2 separate regions of the Homo sapiens genome follow, and region 1 is linked to region 2. A link is an interaction called in ENCODE POLR2A ChIA-PET data of the cell type or tissue named here. Cell type or tissue: HCT116. All regions are shown on one strand. Links, peaks and the distances in the headings refer to the core of each region. The heading gives the core; the rest is flanking DNA.

What was found. ChIA-PET counts read pairs that join two places held together with the same protein. Peaks named below come from ENCODE experiments on the same cell type or tissue, not always from the same donor. Only the 100,000 strongest peaks of a DNase experiment are listed, where the experiment ranks them.
Region 1: POLR2A ChIA-PET joins it to region 2 with 7 read pairs; 2 of 35 experiments call an interaction of 5 or more read pairs at or near these places.

The regions. Positions count from the first base shown.
Region 1 is chr7:88,235,241-88,238,392 of GRCh38, forward strand. No RefSeq gene overlaps it. Among named protein-coding and RNA genes, the nearest start is that of SRI, 17 kb to the left of the region's middle. In HCT116, for the core only: no CTCF peak of the experiment used is centred there; no DNase peak of the experiment used is centred there.
Region 2 is chr7:89,856,699-89,859,850 of GRCh38, forward strand. No RefSeq gene overlaps it. Among named protein-coding and RNA genes, the nearest start is that of STEAP1, 300 kb to the right of the region's middle. In HCT116, for the core only: no CTCF peak of the experiment used is centred there; a DNase peak (open chromatin) is centred at 1,278.

The DNA of each region.
Region 1 (3,152 bases), core at 444-2,943, 1.6 Mb before region 2:
ACCACTCTGTCACTTTTTTCAGATTTAATTTTTCCTTCTCTTGTTTTGATAACATTTGTATTTTCTGGCATTTTTTGGTCCATTCTTTCATTTCTTGGCCTTCCTTTGCTCTTTTTCCTGTTCTTCTTGTAGACAGTATGTACCTGGGTTTTGTTTCAGCTGAATCTGAAGGTGAGTCTTTCATGAACGTACTCGTAGGAGTATTATATACTGACCATATTCTTGATATTCCTTCCACAGTACTATATTATTCATTTTTACTTGGTTGTTCACAATTTCTTTCTTGCTAATTAATTTGTAAGTCCCACAATATTTTTCAATTTTTAGCACTTAGACCTCTGTTTCTCAAAAATATGGTGCCCAATCTTTCTCCCTTCTGAATGCTTAATTTCCTCACTCTTTATTCCCAATAAGATAAGATCTTTAAAATATTTCTTCATCCCTGCTCCTCTCCTCTCCTAGCCTCCTCTCATTGCCTTTGAAATGTTTTTACTTTGTTCTTATCCTCAACCCCCTGCTCCTAGGAATTGCTAAGCACCTTTAGTTCTTTTTGTTTAGGACTGTTATTAGAGTATCTCTGGCATTATGTCTCTTCTATTGCGATGTTCCTTATTTTTACTTATTCTCCATAGCCCCAGACAGTTTGTCATTATCAATTTAAATGTAAATACATTTACTTTTCAAAGTTAATTGCTCATTACTCTTCTCCTCTTTTCTTCATAGACCCTTATTTTGAGTACTCTGTTCACATTCATTTATTGTTGGATATCTTTTCTTGAGTTTTTCCTTAAATCAGATATATTTTCTGAATTCATGCATATGCACAAATCTATGGTTGTTATAGGAGAGTTGGGCTACAGGTCTTTTCTCTTGCTCATCTGTGGATGCCACTCTATCTTCTACTATTGCAGATGAGACACTTGTTGCCAATCTCACTAATAGGCAAATTGTGTCTTTTGTCTGAATGCTCATAAGGTTTTCTCTTTATCCTTGGAGTTCAGGAATTTCTAGAATGTTACTTTGGGGTTTATCGTGTATGGATATATGTGTTTGTCTTCTAATTCTCTAATATTTTTTCCTCATGAATTGCATCTTTTTTTCTCTGTGCTTTGAAAGGTTTCTTCCACTTGATTTTCCAGGCCACTATTTGTCATTTCCTAGTGCTCCCTACCCTTCCTGCAGAGCTTTCAATTCAATGCTTATGGGCACTTATTTCCCAAAATAAAAGAAATTTCATATTGAAAATAAACAGATTATCAAGAAGTCATAATAGTCATTAGCTTTTATGCCAAAATAGCACAGTCTCAAACTTTATGAAAAGTGATAGAAATATGAGGAAAAATGGATTAATCTACAATCTTTCTGGAGGACTTTTACACATCTCTTTTAGATACCAAAAGATCAATTAGGCAGAAAACAAGAATACAGAAGACTAATATAGCACAATTAGCAAGTAGGATCTAACATACGCATACAACTGTGCACCCAACCAAAAAGGAAATGCACGTTCTTTCATATAGAATATCTCTGAAAATTTACCATGTAATAGACCACAAAGGAAGTTGCTCACAAATCCTGGAAAACAAATACATACGTACATGACACACCTTGTTCACTGAACACTGAACATACCTGTTGAATTCCACAATAGAACTGAAAAAGATTCAACAAAAAAAAATTTTAAAGTGTTCTACAGATAGCTGAAAATGTTAAAATATGGGTTTAAATAACTTTTTCGTTAAACAAGGCCTATAAAACTAAACTATAAAAATTTGGAAATAGACCAGGTGTGGTGGCTCACGCCTTTAATCCCAGCAGTTTGGGAGGCCAATGTAGGCAGATTACCTGAAGTTAGGAGTTCGAGACCAGCCTGGCCAACATGGTGAAACCCCGTCTCTACTAAATATACAAAAATTAACCAGGCATGATGGTGGGCACCTGTAATCCCAGCTACTTGGAAGGCTGAGGCAGAGAGAATTGCTTGAATCCGAGAGGCAGAGGTTGCAGTGAGCCGAGATAGTGCCACTGTACTCTAGCCTTGGCGACAGCAAGACTCTGTCTTGAAAAAAAATTGGAAATAAGATAATGAAAGTAGTACATTATTAATCATCCAAAGTAGTGTTCAGTGGAAAATTTACATTTTTCTTTTTTCTTTTTTTTTTTTTTTTTGAGACGGAGTTTCGCTTTTGTCGCCCAAGCTGGACTGTAAAGATGCAATCTTGGCTCAGTGCAAACTCCGCCTCCCAGGTTCAAGCGATTCTCCTGCCTCAGCCTCCTGGGTAGCTGGGATTATAGGCACGTGCCACCACGCTCAGTTAATTTTTGTATTTTTAGTAGAGACAGGGTTTCACCATATTGGCCAGGCTGGTCAAGAGCTCCTGACCTCCGGTGACCCACCCGCCTCAGCCTCCCAAAGTGCTGGGATTAGCCATGAGCCACCATGCCCAGCCTATATTTTTCTTAAATGTTTGCTCTAGCAAAGAAAGATTGAGTATAAATGAGCAAAGAAGCTGGGGAAATAAACAACATAATAAACCCAAATAAAGTAGAATGAAGGGATTTGAGAAATAAATATTGAAGAAAAATAAAACAAAAAAATCAATTTGAGCTTATTAACAAAATTCAAAGCTAGTTCTTTTAAGATGTCTAATACTATAGAAACATCTTTGGCCTGATATATGAAGGAGAAGAGAGCAAAAGGAAAAGGACACAGTAAATTTAAAAGTATGTTTTAATACAATACAATCTATGGCAGAATGCGTAATTGTTCACAATACTTTGCATCTCCCTGTATTCATGTCCTTTGTTATGTAAATTCGCAATTCCTCCTGGTAATGGTAAAATATATCCACCTCCATTCATAATATTGTGCTGGACTGTGTGATTTACTTTGGCAGAAGTGCCAGTGCCAGTTCTGAATCTAGGCCTTAAGGGTATCACATATGTCCACTTATCCCTCTTGTACTTCTTCCATCCCCAGGAGAAGAATGTGTCTCTGGTAGCCAATTGATCCAAAAAGGATCTGACATTTTCAGATGTGGAACCAAGGCCAGCCAAGCCCAGCCAAGCCCAGCATAGATCCGATCCGCCAAAGCCCAACTGTCTTACAGATGTATAAACTGGAATAAATGTTGCTTTATACTTAGTTTGGG
Region 2 (3,152 bases), core at 262-2,761:
GCTCTCGGTCTCCATTTTAGAACCAAATCAAACCAAATACTGGGCCTCCTTCAATCATTTAAAAATGATTAGCTTGGGTTCCAGATTTACAAAACTTGGTGGACAGGATTACATGGAGAATCCCCCAGCACTCGTGGGTTGTTGGGCATGTTGGCCATGTTTGAACCAGCTTTGTTTCATAGAGAACTTAGCCATCATGTGGGGCTAGTGGAAGTCCTGGGGCAACTGAGGATTTCTGGCTGGGGCTACCTCCCACTGTTATCCAAAGGCTCTCCAACTTTCCTATCACAATTTCCTCATTTCCTGGTCACAACCACCATATTTCTTATTCTCTCTGAGTATGCAATGTGCAGGAATTTTTATAGTTCAGGGAAGTAGTCTTGTTTGGCAAGATCAGGGAATGTCATAGTAACCAGGGATATAGCTCAAGGGAAGGCATCTTTGTGATTTTCTAGGAACAGAACCCCCCAACCCTTCCACAGTAGGCATTACTCTTGGCCCTTGGTCTGGAGAGCACATGGCATTTCCATGTCACTCTCTGCCCTTGGTCTGGAGAGCACATGGCAGTTCCAGGTCTCTCTCTGCCCTTGGTCTGGAGAGTACATGGCAGTTCCAGGTCTCTCTCTGCCCTTGGTCTGGAGAGCACATGGCAGTTCCAGGTCTCTCTCTGCCCTTGGTCTGGAGAACACATGGCATGTTATGGTCACTCTGCTGTTGGTCTAGAGAGCACATAGCAGTTGAAGGTTAAAAGAGGCACCTAGAGGAATGGGGATCCTCTCCATGAGGCAAATTGTCGGTCCTTTACAGAAACACTCTAGCTTCCCAATTCTCCCTTTTTGCAGCCCTCTTGTAGAGAACAGGCTGCTTCTGTGAATGACAAAACTCTGCCTTCAACAACTAGGAGTAAAATATCCTTCAAAGCTAAATTTTAGCCTCCATACTGTCCCATCAGCAGGAAAACGGCCATTCAGTCCCTATATTCTTTTAAGGCACCTATCCTGCCTCTAATTAGAATGGTACTTAATTAGTAAGGGGATTTTAAGTTCAGAAGTTAAATGTAACCATTCTCTAAGGGTACATGCTTTAGCACAGACCATAACAGCAAGATACAGAGCTCAAACTAGCACACTTTCTCCATTAAGGAGGGAAATGCAACTGTCACATAGTCTCTCCTGAGATCTGCAGGGAGCCAGGCAGGTCACACAAGGCCAGGACATCAAAGGGAAATCACAGGCAGAGGACTAGAGCTGCATGGGTGAGTGTGACTAATCCCAATCTCTTAGTTCCTCTGGTTCCATGGCTGGGGTTCACACCTGCAACCATGAGTAGCACGTTCAACAAGGTGCCAGGATCCAGGAACCAAGAGGGAAAAAAAGCAGAAAGGACACCCCCCACTGTCTTCCTCTCCACCCTGGGTCACACCAAAAGGAAGGAGACTAAAGGCATGCCTTTTTCTCACTTCTCATTCTAGAAAGGTACCATCATCAGCCTGCACTCGCCTGGAGTCCATTCTGAAACACAAAGACTCATTTCACCCTGAGACTTTAAAGAAAAAGTGGCTCATTTTCTTTTGCACAGGGGCATGACCTTCTTACTAGACCTTTGCAGGCATTACAAAATCAACCCAGCTCTTTTAGTAGTCATATCAGGCAGGCCTATGGAGAATGATTCTCCTAAGTTAGAGAAGCAACTTCAGGGGAAGAATCTGAGGATTCCCCTTAGTTGGGTCCCCCTCAAGTTCCCTTCTCATTACAGGACCTTAGGGAAATAAAGGGAGACTTAGGCCAATTTTCTAACGACCCTGATAGATATACAGTTTTCCAAAATTTAACTCAAGTGTTTGACCTTTCATGAAGGGATGTTATGCTGCTTCTAAACCAAACCCTAACTGCAGCTGAAAAACAGCCAGTTCTGCAGGCAGCAGATAATTTTGGGTATGAGTAATGTGTCTCCTGTGATAGGTAAAAAGGGAAAACAGAAAACGGAGAAGGTGAAAAATAGTGGTAACAACTTTGCCAATAGAAGGAAAGCAGTATTTCTTGACAACCCTAATTGGAAAATCTAGACTTTTCTATGGTGTTTTTCCTTCTTTCATGATTTAAAATGGCTTCTATCTATTCTTTTATAATGTTCCTCCAAACCGGGAAAAGTTAATTTCCCCAAATCTTAAAAGGCTTGGCTTAGAGTTCAGCTTGGGAAAAGGGAACCCAGAAGCCTGACATGCTAGCAAAAAGGTAAAAGCACTTTTTTACCAGTCAGGCTTTTGGCTTCTCTCTCCCTGTGAAAATCAGTAAACGAAATAGTAAGGAGCAATGTTTATATTCTCTGTAAAGTTTTAATCAATGAAAGAGGATTTGTGAGGTTGGTATTACACTGTAGCCAATCTGGTGTACTTTGTGTGTCTTTCTGTATAGTTCTGTCAAAAGAAAGAGTACCTTAGGTTAGGATACAGGCCCAGGATGCCATAAGCCTGCTGTTCAAGCCAGCTCAACAAAATGGTCCATAATAAACTTTACCTCCATCTTGTTTCATGTCCTTGGGAACATGTCCTATAACCACATGGCAATACTTTTTTTTAGTCTCTGTCTTCTTGTGCTAAGTCAGTTCCTGGGTGAGGGCCACAAATTCAGAAAAGCCAGTTTATCAATCTGGGTAGGGCTAGCTAATACATCAAGGGCAGGGTTTACAGAATATCTTAAGCACTGATCTTGAATGGATCAGAATCTTGTAATCTCCAGCTGTGTGACTCCTGAGCCATGGTTTCTAATCTTGTGGCTAGTTTCTTGGTCTGATCCGCAGGCTAGAGGGAAATATATCTTGGGAAGGGGCTGTTATTATCTTTGTTTTGGGCTATAGTCTGTAGACCAGGCTCCTCCCAAAGTTGGTTTGGCCTACACCCAGGGATGGGCAAGGACAGCTTGGGGGCTGAAAACAAAATGAAGTTGGATGAGATCTTTTTCACTGTCTCTGTCACCACTTTGCAATGATGGTTTCAAAAGCTGCTTGCCACCCCTTTAAAAATATCTTGTACACTCAAGGTTAAGTCATAACCTAATTAAGCCTTGTTTGTTTCATCTGTGAGGTTACTCTTTGTAAAGTTCAAGAGCCGAAAATCTTAACTGCTTGACATGGCTAATGTCCTTTGAAAGGAT